2 separate regions of the Homo sapiens genome follow, and region 1 is linked to region 2. A link is a loop called in an ENCODE intact Hi-C map of the cell type or tissue named here. Cell type or tissue: PC-9. All regions are shown on one strand. Each heading gives the region's core, and the rest is flanking DNA. Links, peaks and the distances in the headings are about the cores only.

Evidence for each region. Hi-C counts contacts between places; a loop is a spot of excess contacts. Peaks named below come from ENCODE experiments on the same cell type or tissue, not always from the same donor. Only the 100,000 strongest peaks of a DNase experiment are listed, where the experiment ranks them.
Region 1: a loop joins it to region 2, with 5 times the contacts of the local background. A loop is called at or near these places in 2 of 110 quality-filtered maps.

The regions. Positions count from the first base shown.
Region 1 is chr17:59,516,924-59,526,031 of GRCh38, reverse strand. The region is part of intron 1 of LINC01476 (long intergenic non-protein coding RNA 1476); the gene reads left to right. Among named protein-coding and RNA genes, the nearest start is that of LINC01476, 5.4 kb to the left of the region's middle. In PC-9, for the core only: CTCF peaks have their summits at 4,151 and 4,354 (motif pointing left); a DNase peak (open chromatin) is centred at 4,386.
Region 2 is chr17:59,460,986-59,470,093 of GRCh38, reverse strand. The region is part of intron 2 of LINC01476 (long intergenic non-protein coding RNA 1476); the gene reads left to right. All of the region lies in intron 2 of LOC124904040 (a long non-coding RNA gene), which reads right to left. Among named protein-coding and RNA genes, the nearest start is that of LINC01476, 61 kb to the left of the region's middle. In PC-9, for the core only: no CTCF peak of the experiment used is centred there; a DNase peak (open chromatin) is centred at 4,773.

The DNA.
Region 1 (9,108 bases), core at 776-8,775, 55 kb before region 2:
TTGAGTATGTGTTTTTTCTCCTCTCCAGAGGCTTTGAAGATCCCTTTGTCTCTGATGTTCTGAAGTTTCACAATCGTGTGTGTTGGCATGAGTCTTTCCCCATTCTTGTTCTGAGTGGATCCTTACACTCTGAAAATTGATTTCTTGCAGAACTATTTATTGATGGCCTACTGTGTGTCTGGTTCTATTCTACGCAATGATCAAACATACAAAATCCTTGCCATGCAGGATTTCACATTATAGGCAGGTATTGGACATTCTGCAGTGATCCAATAGGTTCCTTATTTTTTTTCTCTTCAATTTCCACTTTCTTGTCTTTTTTTTCTTCTTTCTAAAAGAGTCTTCAATTTCATCTTCCAATTCCTTTATTAAAGTTTTTGCTCCTGCTATATGTTCAATTTCCAAGGGCTCTGTATTATTTCATAAGTGCGTATCTTCTCTTATCTCTCTGAAGACGTCTTTAACAGTTTTATTATTTATTTATTTTACTTCTTGCATTATCTCAATACCTCTACATTTTGTTGTCCTGTTTATTTGTTTTGGTCTCTGTTTTTTAATGATAAAAACTTTCTTTCTCACTTGTATGTAGGGGGCTACAGAACTAAGAATGTACTGACAGCTCTGTCTGAGACTATGGGACTTGTGAATTGAGCTTCATTTGTAAGGTGATTGGGCGAAACTTAAATTTCACTGAGGTTTTCCTCCCTCCATATTGTCTTATCTATAGTTAGTTGCTAGTGTTTACACATGATGTTCTAGCCTCAAGGTGGATTTACTCTAAAATTTATTTTACTCAAGCTTGACATAGAATGTTTTAAATTTTTGTTTGTTTGTTTTTTGAGACTGAGTATCTGTCATCCAGGCTGGAGGGCAGTGGCGCAATCTTGGCTCACTGCAACCTCTGCCTCCTGGATTCAAGCAATTCCCTTGCCTCAGCCTCCCAAACAGCTGGGATTACAGGCACCCACCACCATGCCTGGCTAATTATTTTTGTATTTTTAGCAGAGACGGAGTTTTGCCATGTTGGCCAGGCTGGACTTGAACTCCTGACCTCAGGTGATCTGCCCACCTTGGCCTCCCAAAGTGCTGGGACTGCAGACGTGAGCCACTGCACCCAGACTTTAAATTTTTATTCTACATAATAAAATCAAATTACAGAGCAGCTGCCTGGTACGATTTGTATAAAACAACTTATATTTGGGCCGGGCACGGTGGCTCACACCTGTAATCTTGGCACTTTGGGTGGCTGAGGTGGTTGGATCACTTGAAGTCAGGAGTTTGAGACCAGCCTGGTCAACATGGCAAAACCCCATCTCTACTAAAAATACAAAAATTAGCCAGGCATGGTGGTGCACGCCTGTAATCCCAGCTACTTGGAAGGCTGAGGCAGGAGAATTGCTGGAACCCAGGAGGCGGAGGTTGCAATGAGCTGAGATAGTACCAGTGCACTCCAGCCTGGGCAACAGAGCAAGACTCTGTCTTGAAAAAACAAACAAACAAAAAACAAAAACCGCTTATATTTGGAGAGTAAAAAAAAACCACAAAACAAAACAAAAAACAAGACTTTATTGCAGAGCTGCCCAACAGGTATGCCACAAGCGAGTTATAAATGTCCTGAGGTATGGACCCCTTCCCTCGGGTCAATAAGGTGAAAGTACATGTGTAACAACCAGCTCTCCAGGAAAAAAAGGCTTGATTTGTAGCATTTGTTAATTTCATCTTACTTTTTAGAGATAGAGTCTTACTATGTTGCCCAGGCTGGCCTCAAACTCCTGGGCTCAAGTGATCCTCCTGCCTCAGCCTCCCAAAGCGCTGGGATTATAGACGTGAGCCGTTGGGCCCAGCTTGTATTCGATAATTGTTTTATTTCCGTGGTGTAAGTACTCCTACCATGGACAATTTCAGACTACCAGCAAGCTGTCATTAAGTGCAAATTGGGGAAGATATATACACATTTGGCTCTTGGGATCTGGTAGGAGCTGGCTCGAGCACATTTCTGAACACTTTAAACTCTTGGGAGTTCTGGTGGATGTCTCAGGTGCGCAGTGCCTGCCCTGGGTTATTGCCTTCTGCTGAGAGCAGTCTTGTCAATTTACCCCAATGTGCTGTTCAACTACTATCATTCATATATATATATTCTTCTCATGACATGAGAAAGGCTGGGAAGCCCTGCTCCATCGGATTTTTGTTTTTTGTTTTTTGTTTTTGAGACAGAGTCTCGCTCTGTCACCCAGGCTGGAGTGTAGTGGCACAATCTTGGCTCACTGCAACCTCCATCTCCTGGGTTCAAGTGATTCTCCTGCCTCAGCCTCCCAAGTAGCTGGGATTACAGGCATGTGCCACCACGCTTGGCTAATTTTTGTATTTTTAGTAGAGACAGGGTTTTGCCATGTTGGCCTTGCTCGTCTCAAACTCCTGACCTCAGGTGATCAGTCTGCCTCAACCTCCCAAAGTACTGGGATTACAGGCATGAGCCACCGCACCTGGCCGGATTTGTTTATTTCTAAAATATTGTGTGTTTGTATCTGTCTCCACACATGCAACTCAATTCACTAAAATATATTAATATTTTCTTATAAGTGTATAGATGATATTACTTTTGTGGCCATACAAGAAGTTTCTTGAAGTTCGAAAAACAATTCATACAGAATATTCGACAACCCTGTTTTTCTGGATAAAACTTGAAACCGTGGAGAAACAAAACACTATCCTACCCTCAGAGAGCACACAGTCTAGGAAAAATGATTCCATTTGAAATAACTCAAATACATTTTAAGCTCAGTAGGTTTATTAATATTAGGCAACAATAAACGATGCTTAATATTCTTCATTTTATCCTTTAAAAATTTTGGCATTTCTATTTATCGTTATTAAATAATATACATTAAAAATTGGAGAGGGAAAATGTCTTTTAACCTCACTGAATAAAAGAAAATAATTGAAACTTTAATTTTCATTTTAAAAGTAATTACATGCAGTGATAGCCTAATTTTGATGGCATGGTAGTTAACAGACAGCTGCTTTTATTTTAAATGGAATTGCATTTTTAACAGAAACTACTCTCAGTGTTTGCTTTCATCTTCTGAATAGGAAAGCCAATTTGAGGGTTGAATATTTGGTGAGTTTGATGGAGCCAATTAAGATAATTCAGGTCAATAAAAAAATAATTTAATATGTTTCTCACTTAGCTGACTCATAAAGTTGACAATAACTCCTATCTACAATAGCTATACCAAAAAAGTCCACGATAAATTCAGCCTTCTTCTTAAAGGAAAAGCAGAATACTGTAAATTTTATTCAGAACTTATATTTTTAAACTTCATTAATTGTACACAATAAATTGAAGTGACGATATTTATATAATATAGATTTCAAGATTATCTTCTCAGCACGTATGAAGATTTATTATGATGTTTTCATTATAGCTATGCACCTACTTACATTAAAAATTAATGTATCACAGCAGTGTCTTTCAGGCAGTAGTTAAAATAAAGAGAAATTCTCCACTAGATAGGATAAATACTAACAAGAGGTTGCTGCAAACCCCAAAGTGCAATTTTTTTTTTTTTGAGATGGAGTCTTCCTCTGTTGCCCAGGCTGGAGTGAAGTGGCGTGATCTCGGCTCACTGCAACCTCTGCCTCCCAGGTTCAAGTGATTCTCCTGCCTCAACCTCCCAAGTAGCTGGGACTACAGGTGCACACCACCACGCCCGGCTAGTTTGTATTTTTAGTAGAGAAAGGGTTTCACCATGTTGGCCAGGATGGTCTCGATCTCTTGACCTCGTGATCCACCTGCCTCAGCCTCCCAAAGTGCTGGGATTACAGGCATGAGCCAATGCACCCGGCCTGATGATTGGGTGTCTTAATTTTTACCTGGGAGGCTAGAGTCACTCGTGTGACTACATCAGGGTGGCTATTTGGTTATTTTCGTGATTGTTTAATGTCTTTGTCTGTGTTCATGTTCAGATTGAGTAAGTTGCAATCTTGTTATTGTCTTGTTCCACCATGGTTACGGAGGGACCTTGTCTGATTATTGTTGTTATTCTGTGAAAACTGCTTATCTTGCGTGAGGGAACGCTAGATAGCCGCCAGCTGCAGGCTGTCAGGGTCATCCTGTTGTGTATCACATTCTCAACCCGCTATTAAGCTTGGACTCTGACATGTGCTTGTTTCCACATAGGACTTTACGAAACCCAGGTCACAACGTGTGACCAAGAGTTGGGAAGAGGGATAGTCCCCCTGTTTCTGTAGAGTTTCCATGCAATGACTGAGAGTTTGCTGCTTCAGGAATGCTCTGGGCCTGATGGCAGCATCCTCTTCAGGGCTGGGGTCGGGGGTGAGAGGGAGCTGCTGCCCTCCAGTGGCTGTCTAGGAAATTACATCAGTGACTCTTCCCCCAAATCATGCTTAGATTTTCTGGGAACTTCCCCGAACGTGGCAAGGCAGAGCAGAAGGAAAGAAGATTCGCCTGGGAGTAAAAGCCAGCAACTTTTGGGTATTACTGTTAATATGGCCCCATGAGTACTCTCAACTTGGTGAAGCCTGGAAAAATGGAGATTATGTGACTTGTAGGTTTTTGATAATTATATATTGTGTTGCTTTTATAATCAAAGAAGGTATCTGTTGAAGATAGAAGAATAAGAACTTAAATATTTGTGGCCAGGCACGGAGGCCCATGCCTGTAATCCCAGCACTTCTGGAGTCCAAGGTGGGAGGATCGCTTGAGGCTGGGAGTTTCAGACCAGCCTGGGCAACAAAGCAAAACCCCACCTCTAAGGAAATTCTTTTTTAAAAATTAGATGGACATGGTGGTGCATATCTGTAGTCCTAGCTACTTGGTAGGCTGAGGCAGAAGGATCTCTTAAACCCAGGAGTTCAAGGCTGTAGTGAGCTATGATCATACCACGGGACTTCAGCCTGGATGACCGAGCAAGACCTTGTCTCTCTATAAAAGGACCATGCAACTTAGAAATACAGCATAATTAAAGATAAGAGGGTTAGAAAAGTTTTTACTATCAAGGGTTACATAAATAAAGATTAAAATTTCACTTAAGTTGGAGAGGATGCTGAGAAATTGGAATCATTGTGCATTGCTGATGGGAATGTAAAAATGTGAAGCTGCTGTGGAAAACTATGTCAGTTCCTCAAAAAATTAAACACAGGATTATCATATGATCCAGCAATTTCACTTCTAGGTATATGGCCAAAAAAATTGGGAGCAGGGATTCAAACCGACATCTATGTTCATGGAGGCATTATTCACTGTAGCCAAAAAGTGGAAATAATCAAAATGTCCATCGACAGATGAATGGATAAATAAAATGTGGTATATCTATCTATTCAATGGAATATTATTCTGCCTTTTCAGAGGAAGAAAATTCTGGTACTTACTACAACATGGATGAGTCTTGAAGACATTATGCTAAGTGAAATAAGCATAAGCAAAAGGACAAATAGTGTATGATTCCATTTATATGCGCTACCTAGCACGGTCGAATTCATAGAGACAGGAAGTAGAATGGTGGCTGTCAAGGGATGGGGAGGGGAGAATAGGGAGTTACTGATTAATGGGTATGGAGTTTCTATTTGGGAAAATGAAGGAAGTTCTGGAGATGGGTGGTGGTGACGGTTGCACAACAATGTAAGTGCACTTAATAACGCTGAAGTGTATACTTACAAATGATTAATATAGTAAATTGTATGTTTTGTATATTTTGCCACAATTAAAAAAACAAAAACAAAAAAACCCTGATTCTGAGCCCTAAGCCAAACCAATTGAGTTGGGGAGAACAAAGGGGGAACAAGGGGTCAGGGTCTGAGTGCAGGCTTTTTAAAAAACTTCTCAGCCAGGCACGGTGGCTCACGCCTGTAATCCCCGAATTTTGGGAGGCAGAAGTGGGTGAATCACCTGAGGTTAGGAGTTCAAGACCAGCCTGACTAACATGGAGAAACCCCATCTCTACTAAAAATACAAAATTAGCCAGGCGTGGTGGCACATGCCTGTAATCCCAGCTACTCAGGAGGCTGAGGCAGGAGAATTGCTTGAATCTCGGAGGTGGAGTTTGCAGTGAGCTGAGACTATGCCATTGCACTCCAGCCTGGGCAACAAGAGCAAGACTCTGTCTCAAAAAAAAAAAAAAAAAAAAAAAAAAAAAGCTTCTCAGGTAATCCTCCCATGCGTAACGAAAGTAGAGTACCCCTGACCCAGATGATGTCTAAGATCCTGTTTTGCTTCAGCCGTCCATGATTCCAAGTAAAATGACCCGACAAGACTGCCAACATTTTGCCCCAGTTTCATAAATACAAGTAGCAGCTTCCTTTGACAAATTGTCTGAATCCAAATTGCTAATGAACGTACACTGCTTTTTTAAAGCTATTTTTTCTGCATATTAATTTTACTTATTTTCCTAAAATGAATTGATCTTTTCCACAAAGTTTCATTTGACAGATGTACAAGTTTCCACTCAAATAAGACTTTTATATGCAACAACAGATTCTAACATAAGTTGTTCTTATAGAGAGAGGATACTGTATGTCTACATTCAGCAAGATGTTTCTTTGCCAAAGCTAATCTGTTTTGAAGCCTGGCATTTCTGTTTTACTTGTCACAAATATCCAAATATGTTTTTTACCCAAGGCTTTAGAGTAATACTTTAGAATAATTTTTTCTCAATAAATTATTGTAAAATAATTGATTAGTAAGCATTAAAAGTACTGAGAAAGTTTTCAATAATGAACATTTGAAGTGACATAACGGAAGAAAAACATGGGTTATTTTTCCAGAAGTTTAATTGTTTTATAAAATAGTTGTTTTGAAATATTTCATCGTCCTGATGCAATAATCACAGAATGTTGAGAAAGTCTACAAAATCAGGGCTAAGTCAAATTAAAGATGAAATGGAAAATATTTTTAAATGTTTCATACTAAAATGAGAGAAATGATGCATGTGAAATAAAAAGTAATAGCTTTCCATTCTAGGAGATTTTTTAAATGTACATAACATATGCATCTTTTTTTTTTTTTTTTGAGACGGAGTCTCGGTCTGTCGCCAAGGCTGGAGTGCAGTGACGCGATCTTGGCTCACTGCAACCTGCACCTCCCGGGTTCAAGCAATTCCCTGCCTCAGCCTCCCGAGTAGCTGGGATTACAGGTGCCCGCCACCACGCCCGGCTAATTTTTTGTATTTTTAGTAGAGGCAGGGTTTCACCATCTTGGCCAGGCTGGTCTTGAACTCCTGACCTCGTGATCCACCCACCTCGGCCTCCCAAAGTGCTGGGATTACAGGCATTAGCCACCGCGCCCGGCCAACATATACATCTTCTAATGAGTTTCTTTTCATTTACTAATGAGTTTTGAGTAAAAATTATTCTTAGCAAAACAAGCTTAATTGAATTCAAGCTTCTAGAAGTCAATATTTAAAAATTTTTGCCTTTCTCTGTTAAAATTCTGACTTGAAAATTTCACTTTAAAACACATAAGTTCTCAGTGAACGATGTGGCTTAAATGTGCTTTATCCCGATGATAGCTATGGAATTATTGAATCAATTTGCACTAACAAAGGAGCATATTTTTGTGCTTTTCAACCACATCAGCTACTGGATTCAAACAAGGCATTTTTCTTGAAATCAGTTCAGAGCAGTCAAAAGTCCTGATAATGAAATGTATGATTTAGCTGCTTCCTGTCCTAGAAGAAAAAAAAAGTATGGTTTCAAAGAATAAACATAGTATTCTCTCTCTCAATCTCTCTTCCAAAAAAAATTTATTGGACATTTATGTGCCTTTGCTCACTCCTACGTGTACAAAAAGAATATATCACATTCTTTGCCTTCAAAGAGCTCACAATGAAATGGAGGAAGTAGACAAATAAACATATAATATGCAACGATGAGCATAAACAAATAAATACATAATACGCGTATGCAATATGTTTAGATGCTCACGGTATTTCAGAAGCACAGAAGAGAGGTACCTATACTGGGAAGAGAGAAAGAGAAGGAGGCAGAGAAGGCTTCCCTGGAGCAGGGCGCATCTGAGCATGTACTATTTCTTTGAATGAATATAGAGAGTTTCTTATAATTTGTGATTAAAAAGCATCAAAATATACTTTTTTTTTTTTTTTTTGGAGATGGAGTCTTGCTCTGTCGCCCAGGCTGGAGTGCAGTGGTGCGATCTCAGTTCACTGCAACTTCTGCCTCCTAGTTTCAAGCAATTCTCCTGCCTCAGCCTCCTGAGTAGCTGGGATTACAGGTATGCGCCACCCTGCTCGGCTAATTTTTGTATTTTTAGTAGAGACGGGGTTTCACCATGTTGGTCAGGCTGGTCTCAACCTCCTGACCTTGTGATCCGCCTGCCTCGGCCTCCCAAAGTGCTGGGATTACAGGCCTGAGCCACCTTGCCCAGCCAACATACTTTTAATGTATTTTGGGGTTTCACTATTTTACATCTAAACATTAAGCTCTGGTTTTGTATAGAAAGCATTTAGTCTTACAAAAACAAAGTAGAATGTCCTCTTTGGTTTGATCAGAAAAGGTCTCAAGAAGGCAATGACAGCTGCTCCAGTCTTTCTCAGCCATTCGCTGTGAGGCCCACCTCTCTATCTGGGCTCTCTCATTTTGATTCCCTTCACTAAAATTACCACCTCTGTTCCCAGCAGTGTGGCCAATGCCCTTTTGCTGAGAACCAGAGAAACAAGCCTCTCATTCCTCCATGATACTCCACTGAGTCTTGTCTAAGGAAAATTTAAAAGGAATTAATTTCAGTAAATAGGCCAAGCACAGTGGCTCATGCCTGTAATCCCAGCACTTTGGAACACTGAGGAGGGCAGATCGCTTGAGCCCAGGAGTACAAGACCAGCCTGGGCAACATGGTGAAATCCTGTCTCTACAAAAAATACAAAAATTAGCCAGGCATGGTGGTGCACACCTGTGGTCCTAGCTACTCAGGAGGCTGAGGTGGGAGGATCTCTTGATACCAGGAGGTTGAGGCTGCACCACTGCACTCCGGCCTAGGTGACAGAGAGACCCTGTCTCAAAAAAAAAAAATTTCAGTAAATATAAATATAACAATATATTATAGTATACAATATATAAATATTATATACTAATGTA
Region 2 (9,108 bases), core at 321-8,320:
AACACTAGGAATACTGCCAAGTGGGAAGGTCTGATAGATGCTAAAGGAGCAAAGTCGTTGTGTAATGAAGAATTAACCTGCCCCAAAGAGAGGTCTGGCTGTTGTCCTTGGCTACCAGGAGGTGATCTCTAGACCCCTGGAATGTCCTGACTGATAGGACTGTTTTTGTTTGCCTATAGGCTTTGGCCATTGAGCAGTCTAACAGTGTGATTTATGATGAAGGCTTTGGGTCATGTCACATCAGTTCTGACCTCTGGAAAGGACTAGATACCAAAATTTGTTGTAACTGAACTCCCACAAAAACCCTGAACACCAAAGGCTTAGGTGACCTTCTCATGTTGGCAATACAGAAGGTCTCTGACTTAGGATGGTTTGACTTAGATTTTTTGACTTTATGATGATGCAAAACTGTCACAATTTCTATGCAGTATACAGTATTCAATAAATCACATGAGATATTCACCACTTTATTACAAAACAGGCCTTACATTAGATGATTTTGCCCAAATATAGGCTAATATAAGCATTCTGAACACAATTAAGGTAGGCTAGGCAAAGCTGTGATGTTCGGTAGTTTAGGTGTATTAAATGCATTTTCGATTTGCAATATTTTCAGTTGGTTCATTGAGAGGTAATTCCATTGTAAGTCAAAGGGCATCTGTACTATATATTATCACACATCATGTTCAAGACTCCATGATTCTATGGAGAGATGATGACCAGAAGCTCCTCAAGTGGATATCGTTTGAAATCTGCTCTTGCATCTCTTCCCTTGGCTGATTTGAGTTTATCTTCTTTGCTACAATAAAATTGTAACCATAGGCCGGGCGTGGTGCCTCACGCCTGTAATCCTAGCACTTTGGGAGGCCGAGGCGGGCGGATCACGAGGTCAGGAGATCCAGACCAACCTGGCTAACACAATGAAACCCTGTCTCTACTAAAAGTACAAAAAATTAGCCAGGCGTGGTGGCAGGCGCCTGTAGTCCCAGCTACTCGGGAGGCTGAGGCAGGAGAATGGCTTGAACCCAGGAGGCGGAGCTTGCAGTGAGCCAAGATCGTGCCACTGCACTCCAGCCTGGGCAACGGTACAAGACTCCGTCTCAAAAAATAAAATAAAATAAAATTGTAACCGTAAGTATAGCACTTCCTGAGTTCTGTGAATCATTCTGTGAGGGTGGTTTTGAAAACCTCTGAGTTTGTAGCCATATAGTCTGAAGTGAGGGTGGTCCTGCAAACCCACAAACTTGTGGCTGGTGTCTGAAGTGAAGGCAGGCTTGCAGGGACGGTTCCCTCCAGCTGAACAGTTAGCTAAACTCCAGTGCAGCAGCTCAGCACTGGGGAGCTGCCAGAACAGAAGGACCACGTGGGAATGGAAGGTCCTTGTAGGTGAGTGTCAGGCCCTGCTTAGCTCTCCAGACTCTGCCGTGCCCTCTCCTCACACTTGTAACCACTGAGTACCCACCTCAGGCTTAGCACCTCTTTCCCACAGTGCCAAGTCTCAGAGACCAATGCTGACCTTAGATTGCAGGCGTTTAAGGAGCACTGATCCGGCTGGGCATGGTGGCTCACACCCATAATTCCAGCACTTTGGGAGGCTGAGGTGGGCAGATCACCTGAGGTCAGGTGTTCGAGACCAGCCTGCCCAACGTGGTGAAACCCTATCTCTACTAAAAACACAAAAATTAGCTGGGCGTGGTGGCATGCACCTGTAATTCCAGCTACTTGGGAGGCTGAGGCAGGAGAATCGCTTGAACCCAGGAGGTGGAGGTTGCAGTGAGCTGAGATTGCGCCACTGCACTCCAGCCTGGGCAACAGAGCAACACTCTGTCTCAAAAAAAAAAAAAAAAGCACTGATCCAATGCTCTGGGACTCAAATCACCACGCTGGCTGGAAAACAAAGAGAAGAGTAGCATGGGAGTTCAGGCTAAAGCCTTCAGCAGTAGACAGACCTGGTACAGCAGTCAGTCTTACCAGAAAGACCATAAGTCAAGAAGGACTTATTATAAAGAGGCTTCCTCCAAAAGAGTGGGCACTGGACAACCACAAGGGATAGAGCAGTAGCAGCCCTAGATTCAAAGACACAGAGAAGGAAATAGAAGGAGAAGATTATATAGAGAAAACCACTTTGTGGCACCACAAGCCAAAAGCACCCTCTCCTTTCTTCCCTCTTGTCTGTGGGGCTCTCCACTAACAGACCCAACTGGTGCTAGCGGGGAAAGGGAGGCTGTTGATGCAGCTCATAAGGTCAGCCTCTGGGGTGGAGAAGGACAGCAAGCTCAGCTAGAGGGATAAATGGAAGGTATTCAGCGCCTGGGTTCAAATCCTTGTTACCTACCGGCCATGTGATCTTCAACGTGTCACATGAGTTCCTCCATCTATAAAACTGAGTGCTTTGGTAAGTAGGCAAGGACCAAAGGAGGTAAGGCACATGAGTTGCTTGCTGTAGCACCTGCTTCATAGGAAGGGCTCAGTGTCCAGCAGACAGTAGTACTAGGTTTGCTGCTCTGCCTCTGGCTCCATGCCCAGCTATAATAACTGGGCTTCCAACTTGCTCCTGAAATCCAGTTGCCCCCAGTATCCCACTCTGATCATTGGATCCAGGTTATTTTCCTTGGGCCAGAGGCCCCCTGTCTTGCTATTTGCTTAATCCAGGGGTCTCCTGGGAATGGCACCTTGCTGTATGCTTGTAGGTAACCACGGAAACTGGCTGCCTTTGTCAGATAAAAGGCAAGTTGGTAACAGCCTGAATGGTGATGGGGAGAGAGGCTGAGAACAAAGATTTTTATGAGTCATGTTAAGCAAAATCCATGCTCCAGGTTAAATATTTTCATCCCTCAAGAGAGTTAGCACGTACCCAGTTCTACATTGAGAACCCTCTCCCTGAAACCACATTGAACATAGGACACAGAGTATCTTCAGCCTGCAAGGTGGAGTGTAAGGTCCCCATGCTACTCTGCCTGCCAACTTCCAATGAGCTCTGCATACCCATGAGCTCTGCTGGAGCCATTTTTATTGAAAAGCTCTCTGCAGATCTGCCTCTTCTGAAGCCTGGGTTCAGGAAACCAGGACTAGATTGGCCAGAAGCAGACTGGAACAGGCCTAGAGTTTTAGAGAAAAGAGGTGCATTTATTTTCTAGGGCTGCTGTAAGAAAATACCACAAACTGGGCCTGGTGTGGTGGCTCACACCTGTAATCCCAGCACTTTGAGGGGCCGAGGCGGGCGGATCACAAGTCAGGAGTTCGAGACCAGCCTGGCCAACATAGTGAAACCCTGTCTTTACTAAAAATACAAAAAATTAGCCAGGCGTGGTGGCAGGCGCCTGTAATCCCAGCTACTCAGGAGGCTGAGGTGGGAGAATTGCTTGAACCCACGAGGCGGAGGTTGCAGTGAGCCGAGATCATGCCACTGTACTCCAGCCTGGGCAACAGTGCGAGATTCTGTCTCAAATAAAAAAAAAGACAAGACCAGACCACAAACTGGGTGTCTTCAACAACAGAAGCGTATTGTCTCACAGTTCTAGAGGTCAGAAGTCCAAGGTCAAGGTGTCAGCAGGGTTGGTTCCTTCTGAGAGCTGTGAGATCGAATTTTTTCCATGCCTCTCCCCTCGCTTCTGGTGGCTTGCTGGCAGTCTTTGGCATTCCTCAGCATGTAGAACCATCACCCTGATCTCGCCTTCATTTTCACACAACATCCTCCCTGTGTGTGCATTTCTGTTTCCAAATTTCCCTTTTTTTTTTAAAGAAATTTCTATTTATTTTGAGACAGGGTTATGAGACTGGCTAATTTTTGTATTTTTGGTAGAGTCAGGGTTTCACCACGTTGGCCAGGCTGGTCTCAAACTCTAGGGCTCAAGCAATCCATCCTCCTTGGCCTCCCAAAGTGCTGGGATTACAAGTGTGAGTCCCTGCGCCTGGCCCAAATTTCCCTTCCTATAGGTACACAAATTATATAGGATTAAAGCCACCTGAATGACGTCATCTTAACTGCTTACATCTGTAACAACCCTGTTTGCAAATGAGATCACATTCTGAGGTACTGCGCCTTAGGACTTCAACATAAGAATTTGGGGAAGACACAATTCAACCCGTAACGGGGAAAAAGAGGAGAAAGTCTACCCTATGACATCTATCCTGGTTCTTAAATATTGACCCTTCTTGAATTTCTCAACCCAGGGCTACCTTGTTATCAGAAAGCCTCTGATATTCTACGTTGTGCCTTTTGCCCTATGACATCTAGTCCTGGCCCTCTACCTGTCCACTTTGGCAATCTAATTCTATCTAGTTCCAGCCCTCACTGCTGGGCAGGCATTTCAGTATCCCTTTTCTGCCAGTATTTGTTCTGCCAGCCATAGGAGACTTCCTCCGAGTTGAGCACGTTCCTCTTAGAACTGGCCTTGCCTTCGGCTGGCACAGTGGCTCATGCCTGTAATCCTAGCACTTTGTGAGGCCAAGACGGGTGGATCACCTGAAGTCAGGAGTTTGAGACCAGCCTGGCCAACATGGCGAAACCCCGTCTGTACTAAAAATACAAAAATTAGCTGAGCATGGTGGCGGGTGCCTATAATCCCAGCTACTCAGGAGGCTGAGGCAGGAGAATCGCTGGAACCCAGGAGGCGGAGGTTGGGGTGAGTCGAGATCGCGCCACTGCACTCCAGCCTGGGCGACAAAAAAAAAAAAAAAAAACTGGCCTTGACTCACAGGGTGCAGCTAATCCAAGTCCTTGTTTGTTTAGCTCTGCCCCAACCTTTGCAGGTGGTGGGGCCAAACCCAGCTGCACCCTAAGGCAAACCAGCAGGGTTTGAAGTGCAGGGTTTGAAGTGCATGGAAGTAGGGACAATAAGCAGGTATTTAGAGCCAGACGGGCAGGGTTCAGAGCTGGGTGGAAGCATGCTGCAGCATGGCACAGGGGCAGGGCTAGAGTGCAGCCTAGTGGATCTAAGGGTGTTTACTCTTGGCTTTATTTCTACTGCCCCTTGTATGGATGATCCGGGCCCACAAGGCTGGACATGGCCATACGAAGGTCTGCAGATGAGTCTTGCCCAGAGTAAAGCAGGAACAGTCTGGGGGTGGTTAGAAGCATAAACTTTGCTCACTAAGCCTCAATTTCTGCATCCATAAAATAAGACCTTTAACAAAACTCATCTGATGGGATTTTTGTGAGGATTAAATGAGTAATGAATATATAGCCTTTTTTTTCTTTTTTAAAAATTTGTTTCATTTATTTATTTTTTGGAGATGAGGTCTCACTCTGTCGCCCAGGCTGGAGTGCAGTGGCACCATCTTGGCTCACTACAACCTCTGGGCTCAAGTAATTCTCCCACAGCCTCCCAAGTAGCTGGGATTATAGGCATGTGCCACCACGCTCGACTAATGTTTATTTGTTTGTTTGTTTTTGTAGAAATGGAATTTCGCCATGTTGCCCAGGCTGGTCTTGAACGCTGGGACTCAATCCACATGCCTCTGCTTCCCAAAGTGCTGGAGTTACAGGTGTGAGCTATCCTGCCCGGCCAATATATGGCCTTAACTCAGGGCCTGGTACAAAGTAAGCATTCAAAGCTGGGTGTAGTGGCTCATGCCTGTAGTCCCAGTTACTCAGGAGGCTCGCTTGAGCCCGGGAGTTTGAGGATACAGAGAGCTATGATTGCACCACTGCACTCCAACCTGGACGACAGAGCAAGACTCTGTCTCCAAAAACCAAAGTAAGTGTTCAGCACATGTTAGCCATGGTGATCATCATGACCACTTATAGCATTTTACTGCCTCCGCAGAGTTTCATGATATTGGCTATCAGGTAGTTTCTGGGTATGACAGACTAAAACAGCTGCTCTTTTCTTATTGAAATAATGTACCCACACAAAATTAAACAGCCTCTCAGGAAAATGATGGCACTTCTTTGAGATCTTTTTCTTTCTTTTTTCTTTCTTTTTTTTTTTTTGAGACAGTTTAGCTCTTGTTGCCCAGGCTAGAGTGCAACGGCACAATCTTGGCTCACCACAACTTCCACCTCTCCGGTTCAAGCCATTCTCCTACCTCAACCTCCTGAGTAGCTGGGATTACAGGCATGCGCCACCACCTGGTTAATTTTGTATTTTTAGTAGAGACGGAGTTTCTCCATGTTGGTCAGCCTGGTCTCGAACCCCCGACCTCAGGTGATCCGCCCGCGTCCGCCTCCCAAAGTGCTGGGATTACAGGCGTGAGCCACCGCGCCCGGCTTCTTTGGGATATTTCTTAGTGTTATTGGATTATGACCATTGTTCCAGGATAGGAGCTATCAATGTGCAATCTACCTTAATTTTTTTTTTTTTTTTGAGACAGTGTCTCACTCTGTCACCCAGGCTGGAGCACAGTGGCACGATCTTGGTTCACTGCAACCCCTGCCTCCCAGGTTTAAACGATTCTCCTGCCTTAGGCTCCTGAGTAGCTGGGATTACAGGTGCTCACCACCACGCCCAGCTAATTTTTGTATTTTTAGTAGAGATGGGGTTTCTTTCTTTTCTTTTTTTCTTTTTTTGTTTTTTTGAGAGGGAGTTTCACTTTGTCACCCAGGCTGGAGTGCAGAGGCACAATCTTGGTTCACTGCAACCTCCACCTCCCATGTTCAAGCAAGTCTTCTGCCTCAGCCTCCTGAGTAGCTGGGACTACAGGCATGCGCCACCATGCCCAGCTACATTTTGTATTTTTAGTAGAGACGGGGTTTCACCATATTGGTCAGTCTGGTCTCGAACTCCTGACCTCGTGATCTGCCCACCTCGGCCTCCCAACGTGCTGAGATTACAGACGTTAGCCACCATGCCTGGCCTACCTTAATACTTGAAGCAGCTTCCTGCCACATGTAGGTATCTTTTCTTTCCTCCCCAGGGAGGGGATGGATTTTGTGGATTTCTGATTTTTTTTTTTTCTTTTGAGACAGAGTTTCACTCTTGTCACCCAGGCTGGAGTGCAATGGCATGATCTCGGCTCACTGCAACCTCCGCCTCCTGAGTTCAAGCAATTCTCCTGCCTCAGCCTCCCAAGTAGCTGGGATTACAGGTGCACGCCACCACAGCCAGCTAATTTTTGTATTTTTTTTTTTTTTTAAGTAGAGATGGGGTTTCACGATGTTGGCTGGTCTGGTCTTAAACTCCTGACCTCAGGTGATCCACCCGCCTCAGCTTCCCAAAGTGCTGGAATTACAGGTGTGTGCCACCATGCCCAGCTTTTTTTTTTTTTTTTTTTTTGACACAGGGTCTTGCTCTGTCTTCCAGGCTGGAATGCACTGGTGCAATCTTGGCTCACTGCAACCTCCGCATCCCAGGCTCAAGTGATCCACACACCTCAGCCTCCCTAGTAGCTGGGACCACAAGCATGCACCACTATGCCCAGCTAATTTTTGTATTTTTGGGTTTCGCCATATTGCCTAGCCTGATCTTGAACTCCTGGACTCAAACAATCCTTTTTCTCAGCCTCCCAAAGTGCTGGGATTACAGGCTTGAGCTACTGTGACCAGCCAGTTCCCGAGATTTTAACACTGGGCTAGAACTAGGTCCTCTGAGTGCTAACAATTATCCTTCACACTTCCAAAATTAGCTCAAAAATGCCCACGCTCTTAAGAACAGGGTCAGGAGCACCTGATCATTTTGAAGAGATAATTTCCTCAGATGAGAAGCCACATAAGTAGTCATTATGTGCATCCCCTCCTGCCTCGTCTTAGAAGCCAAGTATAATTTAATGTATTTTAGGAACTAAAGTTCAAAATGTGAATTTCCCGTGTAGAAAAAAAAAATCTGTCAGAAAGCACTTAGGAAAAGGCATGGCAGTCAGATCAAATAGTGTTCAAAGATCTGTCCTTGGCCCTCTTTTCAGATTTTCCTTGACAATGTCATTCAAACTCGAGCTTGTGATAGAGGATCACTCCCCTGCCTGTGGCAGCAGCCTCGCCCCATCTCTGGAGAGCTGGGTTCCAAGTCTCTACTGCCTACTCGAGACCCATCTATAACACTGTGAAATCAACATATCTCAGAGGGAAGAGACCATGTCTCTGCTCTTCCAGCCAACCCTACCTCCTTATGTCTTGCCTGTGACCCCTACTTGCATTCATGTTACTACCATCCTATTGGTCATCTAGGCTTGAAACCACTAAGTCCGTGATTTTTAACTTTTTTTTTTTCTTGAGACACAGTCTGGCTCCATCACCCAGGCTGGAGTGCAGTGGTGCAATCTCAGCTCACTGCAACCTCTGCCTCCCGGGCTCAAGCCATCCTCCCATCTCATCCTCCCATCTCAGCCTTCCAAGTAGCTGGGACTACAAGCACAATGCTACCACACCTGGCTAATTTTTATATTTTTTGTAGAGATGGGGTTTCACCATATTGCCCAGGCTGGCCTTGAACTTGTGAACTCAAACAATCCACTCACCTCAGCCTCCCAAAATGCTGGGATTACAGGCTCCAGTCACCACACCCGGCCTTCCTTAGCCTTTGTTGAAATCTCAGACACCTTTGAGGTTGGATGGGAGGTATGAACTCTCCCCAGGAAAAGAAGCATTCACACAAATATTTGCTCAAAATTTCAGGAGGTCTTTAGGCCCCCCTAGCTAAGTGATCTTGATTACTCTTTTTTATTTCCTAATAATACCTGCTCAAAAACCTTCAGTGGTGTTTGAGTGGCTCCCCACTATCCATAAAATATGTCCGTGTTTCTTAACTTAGAGCAGACCATGATCTGACTGCAGCTTCTCTTTCTAAAATAAATGGGTTAGGTTGGGCGCTGTGGCTCACGCCTGTAATCCCATCACTTTGGGAGGCTGAGGTGAGTGGATCATTTGAGATCAGAAGTTCGAGCCCAGTCCTGCCAACACGGTGAAACCCTGTCTCTACTAAAAATACAAAAATGTGTTGGGTGTGGTGGTGCATGCCTGTAATCCCAGCTACTGGGGAGGCTGAGGGAGGAGAATCGCTTGAACCCAGGAGGCAGAGGTTGCGGTGAGCCAAGATTGCACTACTGCACTCCAGCCTGGGTAACAGAACGAAACTGTCTCAAAAATTAAAACAAAGCAAAACAAAATAAAACAAAACAAAACAAAACAAAATAAAATAAAATAAAATAAAATAAAATAAAATAAAATAAAAT